2 separate regions of the Homo sapiens genome follow, and region 2 is linked to region 1. Evidence: chromatin loops called from intact Hi-C (ENCODE). Cell type or tissue: PC-9. All regions are shown on one strand. Region 1 has its middle 13 kb from the start of LINC02457. Region 2 holds the start of LINC03088 (long intergenic non-protein coding RNA 3088).

Region 1 (4,000 bases):
GTTGGGGCTAGTGTTATTGATATCGTCATTAGACCCAGTTCCTGCCCTTGTGGAGTCCACAGTCTGGTCGAAAGAATAAAACACAGACCCTGCCACTACATTAAAAAAAAAAATTAGCTGGACAAGGTTAAAATGGCCAGGTATGGTTAAAATTGCCAAGCGTGGTGGTGTGTCCCTATAGTCCCAGCTAGTCGGCAGGCTGAGGCGGGAGGATTGCTTGACCCCAGGAGGTCAAGGCTGCAGTGAGCTATGATCACTCCACTGCATTCCAGCCTGGGCAACAGAGCAAGACCTCATCTCTTAAAAGAATAAAATAAAATACACACACCCAACATGATAACTAACAGAGCAGCTTGGTACATCTGCAACAAAGTCCAACTGCAAATATTTTGGAAGTATAGCTATTCTATTCCCCCAAGCACATTAAAAAATCTTTATTAGATTTTTAATTACAAAATTAATACAATGCCCATTGTTAAAAATAAGAAAAAAAACACTTTAGAAAGTAGAAAATAGAAAGCCAAAAGTTTCTCTCTTCATGCTTCAACTCCACCATCCCTAGAGGTAATCAACGTTAATGTGGTGTGGACCCTGCCAGACGTTTTTATGCATAAACAAACATGTAAATAAGGGATTTTCTTTTTACCAAAAAGTGGGTCATAAGATATACACTGCTTGTAACCTACTTTTTTCACTTAACTATACACTGCGGATCTCTTCTTTCAAATATGCCCAGATCAATCTCTCTTCCTACTCCCAGCTGACCCCATAAACCACAGACCCATCCCTTGGGCATAGGATAACTGGCCTGCTTTGTGAACCCCTGAGGAGGGAAAAGCTGTGAGAGCTGGCTCATCTGTTAAACATCTACTGTATGCCAAATGCATGTTCTTGGGGATTGAGACAGATGGAAAAGTGTTCAGATGGAGGGAACAGCATATGCAAAAGTATACAGGTGGGGCTGGGCGAGGTGGCTCACGCCTGTAATCCCAGCATTTTGGGAGGTCCAGGCGGGCAGATCACTTGAGGTCAGGAGTTCAAGATCAGCCTGGTCAACATGGTGAAACCCCGTCTCTACTAAAAATATAAAAATTAGTTGGCCTTGGTGGCGTGTGCCTGTAATCCCAGCTACTTGGGAGGCTGAGGCAGGAGAGTCGCTTGAGCCCAGGAGGTGGAGGCTGCAGTGAGCTGAGATCCATTCAGTGCACTCCAGCCTGGGCAACAGAGTGAGACTCTGTCTCAAAAAAAAAAAAAAAAAAAGAAGTGTACAGGTGGGAAGTTAGGTGAGCAAATCCCCGTAGTATGGGAAACGTACTTCTTTCTTTTCAATGCCTGAAGGCCATCGCATTCCGTGCATGTACCACGATTTATTTGCCCAGTCTCTTTCATTTTGAAATGCTTTTTATGAGAGATTGGAATGTCGCTAGCTTGGTGTGGTCAGAGGCTAAGCACCTAGAGGGCAGTGGGTCAGGTCTCTTTAGGTTTTATCCAGCGTCCCACGCCCTGTGTACACCATGACTATCACATTTATCAGCTAATTTCATGATTGTTTCCCAAGGCGCTTTGAACTGGAATCACCTGAGGTGACACTCTTTAACTTAGAAGCACACAGTCAAATGGCTAAACTTGGCGACACAAATGAGTGACTTGAGCATGTCACCAGCCACTTGTCACATTCACTCACACGCTCAAGGGGTCAGTTGTACTGCAGTAAGCTGGTTAACTAGCATTTGTCAGGCTCTCATGAATTGCTGAAATACAGCAATGGTGGCAGTAGGAGGGATCTAATTGCAAGGGCAAATATTTGTTCCTGTGGACAAGGAAATACGGAAGAGGGGCCCCTTTAGGAGTTTCCCAGGAGGCGTGGTGGCTCACGCCTACAATCCCAGCATTCTGGGAGGCTGAGGCGGGTGGATCATCTAAGGTCAGGAGTTCGAGACCAGCCTGGCCAACATGGCAAAATCCCATCTCTACCAAAAATACAAGAATTATCCAAGCGTGGTGGTGCATGCCTGTAATCCCAGTGACTGGGGAGGCTGAGGCAGGACAATCGCTTGAACTGCAGAGGTTGCAGTGAGCCAAGATCGTGCCACCGCACTCCAGCTTCGGGGACAGAGTGAAAGTCCATCTCAAAAAAAAAAAAAAAAAAAAAAAAAGTTTCCCAGGGAGGCAGTGAGGAATTAGAAAGCCATCGTAATCCATCATAGTTAGTCTTCAAAATGAAACTTGATTGGCCGAAATCAGACACTCAGCCTGTCTGAATGCTCTGATACTATGGACTTGACAAGTCAGGTCTTCCCCGAGTTCCAGCACTTCAGTTCCCCACGAGGAGGCCCAGAGACTAATAAAGCCCAAATAGTTAAAATCTCCAGAATCAGCAAATCCACACAGAAGACCTTACATCATCCGGCTCTGCGGGCTTCAGCTTCAGTGGCCGGTGTGGAGCGCTTTTCAATTGTCTCCATTCAGTTCCTCAAGTGGATCTCGTATGCCGAATGAGATCTTTATCATTTGTCACAGGGGTGATGCATGCTGGGCCTGCTACCGTGGAGTCAGTCCTGGCTGCATAAAGACATCAGCAGCTCGACAAGGCTCTCTCAGCCCCTGCCCTGTGCTGCTGTCTGGGCTGAGGATGCCAGAGCTCCCATGTCATTCACCTGTCCTGGAATGGGGCTGCCTCTTTTCTCATTTTAGCTACGCCCCTCCCAGTGTCAAAGTCAGAACCTCAGAGAAGCGATTTGGTCAGACTGGGTTCATCACAATTCAGCAAGTGGTTATTGATAGGTAGTGGACAGATCCGTGGGTCTGGGGGCTGGTCTCAGCTCTGCCACTTGCTGCCAAGTGCCCTCGGGCACATCGTTAGAGCTCTCCAATAGAAATGGAAATGAGAAAACCTCCCAGGATTCTTGAGAGGATGAAATGAACTAGAGAAAGCAGAGACCTAGGCAAGTCCATGACCGGTTCAGAATAGCATGTCCTGTCTCTAGCAAAATCCACACTATTAAGACATTTGACACAGGCCAGGCATGGTGGCTCACACCTGTAATCACAACAATTTGGGAAGCTGAGGTGGGAGGATGGTTTGAAGCAAGGAGTTCAGAACCAGCCTGGGCAATATAGCAAGACCCATTCTCTACCAAAAAAAAAAAAAATACAAAAAATAAAATTAGCTGGGTGTGGTGGCTCAAGCCTGTAATCCCAGCCCTTTGGGAGGCTGAGGTGGGAGGATGGTTTGAAGCAAGGAGTTCAAGACAAGCCTGGGCAACATAGCAAGAACCCATCTCTACAAAAAATTACAAAAAAATAAAATTAGCTGGGCATGGTGGTGAACACCTGTATTCCTGGCTACTTGGGAGGCTGAAACAGGAGGATCACTTGATCCCAGGAGTTTGAGGCTGCAGTGAGCTATGATCATGCTACTGCACTCCAGCTTGGGTGAAAAAGTGAGACCCTCTTTTGAAAAACAAACAAACAAAAAAAGACTTGTGACATAATATAGCAGTATTGATAAAAATACTTATGGACACAACAATTTGAATGTATGAAAAACCACTTGAACTATACACTTAAAATGGTTAAAATGTAAATTTTATGAGGTATTTTATACCTTTTATTTATTAAGAGACAGTCCCTCTATATTGCCCAGGCTAAACTCAAAGTCTTGAGCTCAAGCTATATTTCTGCCTCAGCCTCCTGAGTAGCTGGGACAATAGTTATGTGCCATCTTGCCTGGCATACACCATGATTTTTAAAAAGAACAATCACTTACTGAACAGTTATTACTTATGATTTTTGTTTTTGTTTTTGTTTTTTTTGAGACATGGTCTCACTCTGTCACCTAGGCTGGAGTGCAGTGGTGCGATCTTGGCTCACTGCGACCTCTGCTTCCTGGGTTCAAGCAATCCTCCTGCCTCAGCCTCCTAAACGGCTGGGAGTACAGGCACCCAACACCACATCTGGCTAATTTTTGTATTTTTGGTAAAGATAGGGTTTTGCCATG
Region 2 (4,000 bases), 160 kb before region 1:
GTGGCCTGGGCACAGCAGAGGCCCTATCCTTACTCTCAACGAAGGGTGCCATTTCCAGGCAGGTGAAACAATGGCGGGTCGGGGGTGAGTGAAAGGATGGAGAAAAACCGAGGTGGCAGAGAGAAGAGGGAGAGGTAGAGGGGATGGCAGGCAACACCCACCTGGCTCCTGTGCTCACAGCGCAGCACCCCTTACCCGTCAGCCTCTTAGCGAGCTCTGCTGCACCTCAGAATCCTCCTTAACCCAGCTCTTCAGGAAGCCACCGCTGGTGAGTTGGGGTCTGCGCTGAAGAGGGAGAGCTGGTGATATGTTGGTCCTAGCTCTGACTCAGTGGCCTCTGTACCCCGGATAGTCCCTTTCTCCTCTCGGGGCCTTAGTTGTCCCAGCTGGAAAAAATAAACACCACCATCTCCTGGGTATTAATTAGGTCTCTCTTCCTCTTGGGCTGAACTTTGAAAAAGCCAGGAGAAGCCGCAGTGTGTCCTGTTGTGTCCGGAATTGGTGGGCTCTTGGTCTCACTGACTTCAAGAATGAAGCTACGGACCCTCGCGGTGAGTGTTACAGTTCCTGAAGGCGGCCTGTCCGGAGTTTGTTCCTTCTGATGTTCAGATATGTTACAGCCTTCCGGTGGGTTCGTGATCTCGCTGGCTCAGGAGTGAAGCTGCAGACCTTCGCGGTGTTACCGCTCTTAATGCGGCGAGTCTGGAGTTGTTCGTTCCTCCAGGTGGGTTCGTAGTCTTCTCGCCTGACTTCAGGAGTGAAGCTGCAGACCTTCACGGTGTTACAGCTCACAAACGCAGCGTGGACCCAAAAAGCGAAAGAACAAATCTCCCACAGAGCGGAAAAACACCCCAGCCAATTGCTACTGCCAGCTCCGGCAGCCTGCTTTTATTCTCTTGTCTGGCCCTACCCACATCCTGCTGACTGGTCCACTTTACAGAGAGCCAATTGGTCTGTTTTACAGAGAGCTGATTGGTCCGTTTTGACAGGGTGCTGATTGGTGCGTTTACAATCCCTGAGCTAGACGCAAAAGTTCACGTCCCCACTAGATTAGCTAGATACAGAGTGTGGACACAAAGGTTCTCCAAGTCCCCACCAGAGTAACTAGATACAGAGTGTCGATTGGTGCATTCACAAACCCTGAGCTAGACACAGAGTGCTGACTGTTGTGTTTACAAACCTTGAGCTGGATACAGAGTGCCGATTGGTGTATTTACAATCCCTTAGCTAGACATAAAGGTTCTCCAAGTCCCCACCAGACTCAGGAGCCCAGTTGGCTTCACCCAGTGGATCCCGTACTGGGCCGCAGGTGGAGCTGCTTGCCAGTCCTGCGCCGTGTGCCCACACTCCTCAGCCCTTGGGTGGTCGATGGGACTGGGCCCCGTGGAGCAGGGGGCAGCGCTCGTCGGGGAGGCTCGGGCTGCGCAGGAGCCCACGGCCGGGAGGGGAGGCTCAGGCATGGCGGGCTGCAGGTCCCGAGCCCTGCCCCGCGGGGAGGCAGCTAAGGCATGGCGAGTAGTCGAACACAGCAGCTGCTGGCCCAGGTGCTAAGCCCCTCACTGCCCGGGGCTTGCAGGCTGGCCGGCGGCTCCGAGTGCGGGGACTGCCGAGCCCGCGCCCACCCGGAACTCGCGCTGGCCCGCAAGCACCGCGCGCAGCCCAGGTTCCCACCTGCGTCTCTCCCTCCACACCTCCCTGCAAGCTGAGGGAGCCGGCTCCGGCCTTGGCCAGCCCAGAAAGGGGCTCCTACAGTGCAGCGGCGGGCTGAAGGGCTCCTCAAGTGCGGCCAAAGTGGGCGCCAAGGCCGAGGAGGCGCCGAGAGCGAGCAAGGGCTGCAGGGCTGCCAGTACGCTGTCACCTCTCACTGTAAGAGGCAGAAACAGAACCAGGAATTCACTGCTTCCCGGTTATTTCCCAGCCTTAGTGCTGGGAGACTGGGAAACGTGGGAAACTGTCAACACTGAACTGAAAGTGAAGGTGGGGGGTGGGGGTGCCCAGAGTCCTAAGTGATTGGGGAAATGATAGCGGCAATGATAAAAACAAACCCCTGCAGAACGCTTGTGCCGGCCAGCCTGCTCTGAGCACTTAGCACGCTCTAGTTCATGCAGCGATCCTCACGACCACCCTGGAACATAACTTCTGCCATCATTCCTGGTCCAGACACCGCGAAGCTGACTTTCAGCCAGGTTCAGTTGTCCACACAGTTGCTCCTCCTCTGGCTACTCCAGGGCCAGGATTAGACCCCAGGCAACCCGCATTCAAATTCCATACTCCTAACTACTATACTATGCTACAAAAGAAGACAACAAAAAACACTTTTCACCCACCAGACCGACAACAAATGATAGGTTTGATGTTATCAAGCTCTGGTGAGGCTGTGGTGTGGCATTGGCATCTGATTACCTCTGAGAAGGACCAGAGGGCTAGGATTGGAGTAGAGATCAGAGGCACTTTCATCTTATCTGTGTTCGTTTTGTGATTCAGAAAATAGTCATGCATGACTTGGCTTAATAACTCATTGAGAGAGAGAAGCGGTCAGAAAAAGAGAACCAGGCTGGGTGCCATGGCTCACACCTGTAATCCAAAGGAGGTCAAAGCAGGAGGATTGTTTGAGGCCAGGAGTTTGAGATCAGCCAGGACAACAGAGCAAGACCTCATTTCTACAAAAAATAAAAAAATTTAGCCAGGCATGGCGATGCATGCCTGTAGTCCCCTTTACTCAGGAGGCTGAGGACGGAGGATCACTGGAGCCCAGGAGTTTGAGGCTGCAGTGAGCTGTGAGCATGCCACTGCGCTCAAGCCTGGGTGATACAGGGAGACCCTGTCCCTAAAAAAAAAAAAAAAAAAAAGTAAATTACAATGTTAAAAAAGAAAAGAAAAAAGAGAAATAGAGTTCTCAGAATCTAGAACTCTGATAATTCCCTTTGGACATGACCTCTGGGTTGCAGAAACTCTGAGCGCTACATCTTGGGGGAAGTTCATTCTTTTCTTTCTTTTTTTTTTTTTTTTTTTTTTTTGAGATGGAGTCTTGCTCTGCCACCCAGGCTGGAGTGAAATGGTGCAATCTCGGCTTACTGCAACCTCTGCCTCCCGGGTTCAAGCAATTCTCTGCCTCAGCCTCCCAAATAGCTGGGATTACAAGCGCCCGCCACCAGGCCCGGCTAATTTTGTATTTTTAGTAGAGACGAGGTCTCACCATCTTGGCCAGGCTGGTCTTGAACTCCTGACCTTGTGATCCACCTGCCTTGGCCTCCCAAAGTGCTGGGTTTACAGGCGTGAGCCACCGCGCCTGGCTTCATTCTTTTTTTCAGCTCACACGTGTTTCCTGAGGACCCCTCCGTTCCAGGTTCTGTGCTGGGCTCTTTGTTCTCTCCAATTGAAAGGGTGTCTCCACTTTTGTCCCTAGTCTGGGTGCCTCTATGGCAATAAGGTCACGGCAACAGGGAGGAGCCGGTTCACCCCCGGCTCCGATTTGCAATGGGCTGTTCCCCCAGGGCAGCTGCTGCAACAACATTTACTTTGTACAGCGGCCAAGAGAGAGAGTGAGAGAGAAAGAGAGAGAGAGTGTGTGTGAGCCTACCCCATTCCAAAATGTTTCTGACAAAATCTGGCACTCCTGGTTCTAATCAAAATACTGAACTTTGGAACAAATTAACATTCCACAGCCCTCGCAGGGAAGGAGAATTCAGCTGAGACGACTTCAGTTCACAACCACAACAAAAATAGCTTCTCCCGGGGAAGACACATTCTGCTAACAAGGTCACTTTTGTTTTGCTTCCCCTGCCATCTGGTTGAGCGGCACCAGGGGCTGGCTTTGGTACCAGCTTATTCCGCGGAGAGGGGATGGGAGCCGGGTGGCGCTGCAGAAGGCTTCTCAGCTTCCTGGCAAGGGGCGCCAGCACAAAGTTACCTTCAGACATCCCCAGAAAGCACGCAGGCAGATGGAGCCCCGGTTTCACCCAGCCCGACTCTCATGCGCTCCTCGCCTGCAGAAGGTGAG

What was found. A loop is a pair of places that touch in the nucleus more often than their neighbours do. Peaks named below come from ENCODE experiments on the same cell type or tissue, not always from the same donor. Only the 100,000 strongest peaks of a DNase experiment are listed, where the experiment ranks them.
Region 2: it touches region 1 in a loop (4-fold over the local background); 1 of 110 quality-filtered maps calls a loop at or near these places.

What each region holds. Positions count from the first base shown.
Region 1 is chr12:116,500,896-116,504,895 of GRCh38, reverse strand. No RefSeq gene overlaps it. Among named protein-coding and RNA genes, the nearest start is that of LINC02457, 13 kb to the left of the region's middle. In PC-9, no CTCF peak of the experiment used is centred here; a DNase peak (open chromatin) is centred at 1,565; H3K27ac peaks cover 2,179 bases.
Region 2 is chr12:116,658,408-116,662,407 of GRCh38, reverse strand. It overlaps LINC03088 (long intergenic non-protein coding RNA 3088), which reads right to left and starts at 864. Exons shown (of 2, transcript XR_007063473.1): 1 at 162-864. LOC124903028 (a long non-coding RNA gene) reads left to right here. Exons shown (of 3, transcript XR_007063474.1): 1 at 1-268; 2 at 462-724; 3 at 3,666-4,000. RefSeq lists an enhancer at 3,376-3,879. In PC-9, no CTCF peak of the experiment used is centred here; a DNase peak (open chromatin) is centred at 2,487; H3K4me3 peaks cover 410 bases.